Linked DNA regions of Homo sapiens: region 2 is linked to region 1. A link is a loop called in an ENCODE intact Hi-C map of the cell type or tissue named here. Cell type or tissue: heart right ventricle. All regions are shown on one strand. Links, peaks and the distances in the headings refer to the core of each region. The heading gives the core; the rest is flanking DNA. Region 1 has its middle 31 kb from the start of MRPL22. Region 2 has its middle 81 kb from the start of KIF4B.

The links. Peaks named below come from ENCODE experiments on the same cell type or tissue, not always from the same donor. Only the 100,000 strongest peaks of a DNase experiment are listed, where the experiment ranks them.
Region 2: it touches region 1 in a loop (11-fold over the local background); 2 of 110 quality-filtered maps call a loop at or near these places.

What each region holds. Positions count from the first base shown.
Region 1 is chr5:154,970,351-154,974,754 of GRCh38, forward strand. No RefSeq gene overlaps it. Among named protein-coding and RNA genes, the nearest start is that of MRPL22, 31 kb to the left of the region's middle. In heart right ventricle, for the core only: a CTCF peak has its summit at 2,320 (motif pointing right); a DNase peak (open chromatin) is centred at 2,338.
Region 2 is chr5:155,092,936-155,097,339 of GRCh38, forward strand. No RefSeq gene overlaps it. Among named protein-coding and RNA genes, the nearest start is that of KIF4B, 81 kb to the left of the region's middle. In heart right ventricle, for the core only: no CTCF peak of the experiment used is centred there; no DNase peak of the experiment used is centred there; H3K27ac peaks cover 2,746 bases.

The DNA of each region.
Region 1 (4,404 bases), core at 245-4,244:
CACCAGCCTATTACAAATACTTTGAATGAAAGCAAGGAAATATTGGTAGATGAATTATACTTGTGCACTAAAATAAAATTTTTAAAAATATCCAATAGGGACTTGAATGATTATTTTCACATATGGCCCAAGGAGGCTCATACAAATTCTACTTTGGAAAGGAAGGAATGGCAATATTAATTTCAAAGTGCAATTTAAGGAAGAAGTTAAATGACCCTAAAAAGGTTGTTTACACATGCAGTCAATTTGAGAAAATGTACAAGTCTTCTGAAGAGCATTTGTAAATTGCATGTGTCCACAGTGGACCCCAATATAAGAAATACTGATTTAAATGGTTTTTCTATTTGACTGTTTATCTAAATGGTCACAGTTCTTTACTCTTTTCATATATTGATGCTCTTTGCAATGTGACTTTGTATCTCCTCTTATTAAGAGGTGGAGTCTTTGAATCTGGGCTGGCTTTGTGACTTCTTTGGCCAACAGAAAGTAGCAGAAGTGAGAGTTTTCCAGTTTTCAGTCTAGGCCTCAGAGGTCTTGTTTGCTTCCTCTTTTTTTCCTGGACCTTTGCTTCTGCCATGTCAACAAACCTAAGCTAACCTGCTGCAGGACTAGAGACCACATGGAAGAGAGCAATGAATCACCCACTGAGAGCCAGCCAGCCAACTCCTAAACATGTGAGTGAGCCCAGCCCACATCAACAGAGCTGCCTACCCCATGAAAAACTGACTATAGAAGCATGAATGAGCCCAGTTGAGATGAGAAAACCCACTATAAACTGACTTACAGAGTCATGAACAATAGTAACTGCTTATTGTTTAAGCCATTGAGATTTGAGGTAGTTTGTTACACAGTAATAGGTGTGATAAATATTTCAAACTTTGTACCCTACAGAAAATACCTATTCTTTTTAAATGGCTGTAAAAATTTATGAAATTGATTCTAGGGTTATCATAAAGGAACCTTAATAGATTCTTTCAAATAGAAACTATATAAATAACTTTTTAAAATCATACTGCCTTAAAACTAGAAATTTGTTCCTTTTTAAAAAAAGTTTAAATATAATTCAAGCTACTTGATAATTGAACACTCCTAACTCTTGGTTCTTTGGGGGAAAAAGGATCATTAAAGTGGACGTGACCTATGAATTCAATCAAATACAAATGAAAAAATTCAATGTGGGAAAAGGGCATACAGAGAAGATTGAGAATCCTATGTAGTTAAAAAAAAAAAAAAAAGAATCCTTTGTAGGAATGTGCTGTATCGTAGCCAACCTGGAAGTACATTTCTCAGAATCCTCTTCTCTGTAGGGTTGTGGGTTAGAATTGGCTGAAAGATGAGTAAGATCTGGGAGTTGGAAGTGATGCTCTCACAATCATTTTGGCATCCTGACACCTATTGTAGTGGTAACTCAGTCGGAGACACCATGCTAAAGCAGCAAGCATCCCATTCCATCATCTTGTAAGACTAATGTAAGCAAAAATAAATTATTAAAAGAGTATTGGATCACTCAAATAATTTCTAAGTGGCCCAAGAACTAGATTTTAAAGCTACATAGCCAGGAACAATGCAATCAGATGACATAGGAAGAAAACCATACCTCCTTACAATAGGGCTGTTCTAGTGGAAAGACTAGGATTCCATCATAGCTGCTCCTAAAGGGCCAGATGCCTGTGTACTGTCTGGGTATAATAGAATCTGTAATCTCCTACTCTGTGACCACCTCCTCACATTGTTCTCTTCCATCTCTGAATCAGTGTGGGCATAAATGACTGGCATATATTATATGAATGAACCTTAGTTGTAAGTACAGAAATGTACTTTTTAGTTTTCTGGTTTCTAAAGCATGCCAATGTCCTCCAGTCAGAGACCACCACAAATACAACTCTAGTTGAACAAGTTGGGTTTATTACTTGTTGCAGCGAGGGAAAACACACCATGGGGAGCTATGGGGTGTCTCAATAAGAGGTGTTAGAACCTATTATAGGATTTGGGCATTGGTTGGGTGATTTGTGGAGGGGCTAAGAAAGCAGGTATTTTTTTCTAAATTGGATGCTGTTAGAAAGCAGGTGCAATTATATGATTATCTCAAGTTTTATCAAGGAGGGTAAATGAGTGAAAAAAAGGGGTAAGTGGTAAAGAGTTAACAGTTACTCATTTTGGCCACAAGAGAGGAATGTTTGGTATTTTGTGAGGGGCACAGTGAACTTATTTTTTTCTGAGCTTCAGCAAAATGATGGTGTGGACTCGCCTTATTTCATTGAATCATGATCCCAGAGTAACTTTGTCTGGCTTTGATATTCTGTGACATGGTTTATGTCCAACAGAGGGCAGCATGGCCTAGCTGTGAGTGCCTGGCCAGCTTCTGAATGTCAAGGGCTGCTCTTTTCTTTTCTTTCTCAAATGCAAGAGAAGGGAATTGTTGAATAAGCTGATTTATTGTTTTTGCCACAGGTATCACCATACTTAAAGTGAAGCTCTGGTGTTTCCTGCTAAGTTCAGGTATAAGACAAGTATGCCGACTATCCATGATCATTTAATATTTTCTGAAAGTTTAGCCAAAACAGTAAAACAAATGAAATAAGAGAAAAATCTTTGGAAAGGAGGAGGCAAATTATTATTTACATATAATTGCCTATCTAGCAATCTAATAAAGTAAACAGAAAAAATATTTGAAGTAAGTAGAGTTCAATAAGGCAGTTGGTTACAAAATCAATATGCCATACACACACACACACACACACACACACACACACACACACACACACACACACACTTATTTAAGAGACAGGGGTCTCACTGTTTCTGTTGCCCAGGCTCAAGCTCTGGGGCTCAAACCCTTCACCTCAGCTTCCCAAGTAGCTAGGACTACAGGCACATGCCACTGTGCCCAGCTAAAGCTTATCTTTCAAAATCAACAACTCAAAAGAAAAGATAATTTTTAAAAAGTATTAAAAATAGAAACTAAAATATAAAATATCTAGGAACAAACTTACATAAGTAGGCAGGACCCATAGAAATAGAACTGTAAAACTTTATTGAGGGATTTGAAAGAAGACTGGAATAAATGATAGGGCATACCCATTCTTGAATGGCATAACTCAAGAATTCAACCACTTCAATTCTAATAAAAATGTCAAAAGCATTTTTTTAACTAGAGAATATAATTCTAAAGTCACCTGGGAAGCTTAATAAAGGGATGAAGAAATTTTGGAAGATTGAGGGGTGACTTACATTGCTAGGAAGAAAGGTTTATTATTAAAGCAGCATGATTCTTATGTAGCCTCCCAGACAGGCTCAAGTATATAGATTTGATATAGGATAAAGGTGGAATTGAAATATACTTACACTTCTGCTTAGGATATAGCTGCAAAGCTCATCACTCTCACCCTAACAATGAAAATGACAGGTAAATGACAAAATCATTACTTTTGTTGAGCCCGTAAGAAAGAATAGCTTCTGAGGCAACCAAGTAAGCTAATTCAAAAGAGAGACAAGTTCCTCCAAGGAGAGATGAGCTATGCAAACTGTCTTAACTGTCAGAGCACAAAAAGAGGGGCCACCACTTTTTAAGTGGATTAGAAATCAGGGAAATTGTTACATGCTGTCAAAATCCATGTGTGGATTAGTGGGCATTTGTTTTATTATTGTTCATGACACTGTGCTGCCTTCTGTGTATATGATGTATTTTAAAGTAGGGAAAAAGTAAATTTGGGGTCCAAATGTAATTTCCTGCATTTTTACACACAGGGGAATTTAGCCACAGAGAGGCTGGGTCCATTGGTGAAGATCAATTACTCCCATTTCCCAGTTCAATTTTCCATTCCCTATCCAATGCTCTGGCATCTAAAGCAGCCACATGATTTAGCATAAGTTAATAGACTCTGAACTTTTAAAATCAAGGCCAGTTTAAAAGAACTTAAGTTGCAGATATGAGATGTTTAATAAAAAATGAACACATACGGGTGAAATTTATCTGACTTGGGATGGAGAAAGCTTTTTATAAAGCAAAGGCAGAAGCCATAAAGAAAAAGATGAACATCTTAGGAGTATTAAGAGATATATCTGAATGATAAGATTACAGGCAACCTTTAATTTTACTTTGTGTGTTTTTCTATATTTTTGATGTTTTCTAAGTGAAATATATATTACCTAGGTAATTAGAAAAAATAGTAAAATTAAAAATAAATATCACTTTGAGTACTGTGAGCAGAAGCAGGAATGGAAGAATGCAGCTAACTCAGGAGAAATATGTGTTTTTAGCAGCTATCATTACCTTGAGTTTTCACATAAAACCTTAAGTTTTATAGGTGGAGAGAAAAACCAGGGGAAAGCACCTGATTAAGTGGCATTAAGTGGATGCTGGTGAAAATGTGACCACATTAGAATGTTGAAATATGATGAAAT
Region 2 (4,404 bases), core at 96-4,095, 120 kb after region 1:
TTTGTTTTTGTTTTTGTTTTGTATAACCAAAGGCCCACGAACTATGCTTTTTCTCTCTTCCCCATGATTCCTGTAAGGTCTATGTCAAGAAGAGAGGTTGTTACTGTCTGTGTGTTTGGCCTGCATTGATGTGCTTGAGACCTAGGGAATCTAACACATGAGAAAGAACCAAGGGAAATGTGTTCTATGCTCTTCTCTGATCTTCTGGTAACTTTCAAAAGCCAAATACCAGTAGGTTACTCACTTTTTGCAAAATATATGTTTTCGCCAGTTCCAAGACCCCATTTAAAATAATCAGAGAGCTTTAGGGTTCTGGGGTAACAAAAAGGACATCCAGTGATCTTACTTTCTGCATCTTAGCTTTTACTGACTTTTGTAAACCTAGGACGTGTCACAGGAGCCAAAACGAAGACAGTCTCAAGCCCAGCTTAGAGAATCAGTGAGACCACTGTTTAAGTCCTGGTTCTCCACTGCTTAGCTGTGTTTCATCTAAGTTCCCTCATGTGTAAACATGGACATGATAGTTTCTACCTCCTGAGGTTCTTGAGAGGATTAAATGAGATACTATTTGTAAAGCACATAGCAGAGCAATTGATCTTTCAACAAATGGGTTCCTAGTATTACATTTCTTAATAAGCCTTATATAAAAGAGACAAGAACATCTCTTCCCACTACGCCATTTCTCCATACCCTCCTGGTTTTAACCTCCTCCAATTACCAGAATAACAAGGGAGTAGCTGGCCTGCTATGGGATCTTTGCCTCTAATGCAGAGGTGTTCACCTTCTTGTGTCTTTTTTGGGAGCTCTTGGCCTTCAGGTTGATGGTGATGTAAGGGGCTATTAGTTGGAGCCTGCCTTTTCTAATAGGAGTCTTCCTATTAGAAGACAGACACATTCAAAAGTTATGTACATTCTACAGGTGTGCTAAAGGAAAGAGGAAAGTAAGTCTAAGACAAGAGGCATGCAGGTATAATCAGTAAATTTTTTGAAATGGGTAAGCACGAATAGTATGACAGAGGCTATAGCTACTTAATTAAAGAAGCTGTTTCACAGAGGCTGAAGCAGAAATATTGCTTGAGCCCAGAAGTTCAAGGCTGTAGTGTGCCATGATGATGCCTGTGAATGGCTACTGAACTCCAGCCTGGGCCACATAGAAAGATCCCATCTCTTAAAATAATTAAAAAATTAAAAAGAAGCTGTTTTAGTTCAGTTGCTTACTTCTAGAGAATCATGGGAAGCATTAGTACAGAATAAAATAGCTTTAATTACATGTAAAGTTTTCAAGATGGGCTAAACTTGGATTCTTTACCATCTTTCTCTCTTATGTCCGGTCTTCTGCCTGGGGGGTGGGTAGAGGTGGTATTTAAAGGAATACTTTGATGACAACATTAAAAGTTGACACTCAAAGAGGACAGTGATACTTTTACCTCTTTTTCTTATAATACATAAGCTGCAATTAATAACTGAATCTAGATGATTACTGGGTTGGTACTAAAGTATTTGAGTGAATTCAGTGAAGGCTATCAAAAAATTGAATGGTAAAGTTAGAGATTTTATCAATTAAAGGAATGATTAATATTTTAGATTGAATAGGAAAAAAAGGTTCTCATGAACAATACCAAAATCTAGTACCAGGCCTTTACTGGGGCTAAAAATACTTGTTTGAAACTGTGCCGTGTACATACTGACACTGAGTTGGCAGCATTGTGTAATGCAGTGTGTTCATGTTCTTGCTACACTGTGGCTTTGGCTATTTTAGGGTGATCTTTCTTTGTAGAACCTAAGAGAGCATAGGAATTCAAATTGTTTGTTAACTTGTTGCTTTCCCAGGCCTTTCTAAAACAACAATGATGGTGATAAAGGATGCTTAAAGCCTTGTAAATTCCCATCCCAATCATGTGTTCTATCAAGATGTCACCTGTTAGACTCCATGTGTCAATTAGCCAAAAAATGTTAAGAAAATTCTTACATCCCAGTTCTGTTTCTGTCTAAAGGCAGATTTTGGATTTCAGGTATGTAGGCTCCTACTTTGTGCCTAGAATTGGGCTGAATGCTGCTCAGGTAATAATTCAGGTGTGGGGTGAAGCTACAGTAGGCAATGATGATGGCAGAGAGAAGGAAGAACAATGAATTTGAGAAAGTGAGGTAAGAAGTGACAGAATTTGGAGCTGAAGGCTATCATCCTTAGCTAACTAACACAGGAACAGAAAACCAAATACTGCATGTTCTCATGGATAAATGGGAGCTAAATGATGAGAACTCTTGAACACAAAGATGGGAACAACAGACGCTGGAACCTACTTGAAGGCGGAGGGTGGAAGGAGGGAGAAGATCAGAAAAAATAACTACTGGGCTGTGCACGGTGGCTCACGCCTGTAATCCCAGCACTTTGGGAGGCTGAGGCAGGCCAATCCCTTGAGGTCAGGAGTTTGAGACCAGTCTGGTCAACATGGTGAAATCCCATCTCTACTAAAAATACAAAAATTAGCCGGGTATGGTGACGCATGCCTGTAATCCCAGCTACTTGAGAGGCTGAGGCACAAGAATCACTTGAACCAGGGAGGCAGAAGTTGCAGTGAGCTGAGATCGCACCATTGCACTCCAGCCTGGGAAACAGAGAGAAACTGTCTCAACAAAAAAAAAAAAGAAAGAAAAAAAGAAAAAAAAGAAAAAAAAAACTATTGGGTACTAGGCTTAGTGATGAAATAATCTGTACAACAACCCCAATGACATGAGCTTACCTATAAAACAAACCTGCACATGTACCCCGAACCTAAAATAAAAGTTAAAAAAAGTGACAGAATTTGATTAAAAAAAATTGGTGTAATTTATTAGAGCCCCATAATGATATTTTTTTCACAGCTGATGTGGGTGTTATTAATAACATATAGTTTAAAATGGAATTACCTGAAGTTGTTAGCTCTCAACAATGGGCTGATAAATGAGTTATTATAGAATTTAAAATATGAAGAATATTTTCCTAAAGAACTGACACCAACATGAAAGCCTACATAACAACACACAGATAAGTCCAGGCTGACATACTGTGTTTGCTGTTTCATACTACTAATGAGGTGGTGGAGAAACTGGAGAAAGATGTTTCAACACCCAGAGTCAGAAGCATAGGATGTTGTATTTGAAGGTCCTTTGAAACCATCTTCTAGATCAGAGGTTGGCGAATCTTTTCTGTAAGAAAACAGATAATAAATATTTTAAGCTTTGCGGGCCATATAGTTTTTGTCTCAGTGACTCAACTCTACCCAGGTGTTGTAAAAGCAGTCATGGACAGTTTATAAATGAATGGGCATGGCTGTGTTCCAAAGCGACTTCATTTACAAAAATAGTGTGTGGATTTAGCCCATGGATTAGGCTGCAGTTTGCTGACACTGCTCTAGGTAAATTCCTCCATTTTACAGACGGGAAAACTGAGTCGAATCAGTGTGTATTTAAAATACTTAGCATGGTGCCTAGCACATAGTAAATATTCAACAAATGATAGTTATTTTTATTATTGGGAGGGTCTTTGCCTAAAAGTGATACAGGGAGTGGTGAGCTATAAAAGTATTGTCAACAATGACAACAATGATAGTATGCTTATTTGTCTATGTTAAATACACATACTTTTTTTTTTTTAATTTGAAGGATCTTTTTCTCTGTGAGGAGCCATTTGAATTTGGTGTCTCTCCTCCTTTTTAAAAAATAAAAACTGTAATATGTTAAACATAACACCGTTCTTCAAAATTCAGCTACATCATCCTACTTGCTAACTGTTCCAATTCCACATTCTAATCCACAGGCCATATCCCTGGACTCTTAGGTAAGCATCTGAGATCTCTGTTATTTTAGAATATGGTCTCTTTTTCTCCCTTCCTCTTTTCTTATCTTCTACCTTAAACCAGGATGAAACCTAGGCTCTGGGGTATAGTGTATCATTTTGAGAGATAATGAATGTCACCAAAGTGACTACAAAATTACAGGGCCATCTCTGACTCTCCCTTTGCAGTTAATGTAGTGAAATTGTACAGTTAATGTTTGTATAGAACGATGGAGATGAAAAGCAATATCTGAGTACTAAATGTTATTACTAAGAAAAGGAGAAGCTGAATCATTCTTTTTATATGTGTCCTTAGCCACTCCAACCCAAACCTAATATGAGCATGGAATTTCATAACTTTAACGGTTCTTTTAATAATGTTCAATCAGATATGAAATTAAGAAAACGAGGCTTGCCTTCTGCCCCTGCTCTGCCTAAGCTGACGTTTTAGGCAGAGTGTGAATAATATTTCCTAGTTCCCATGGAGCAGACTGAACAAATGATGTGAGAATCTCTTCAGTTCCAACCAAGTGGCGGGAACCAGCTAAGAGTTGGGTACTGCTGAGGAAAATTGATGGGCAGTTGGTAAA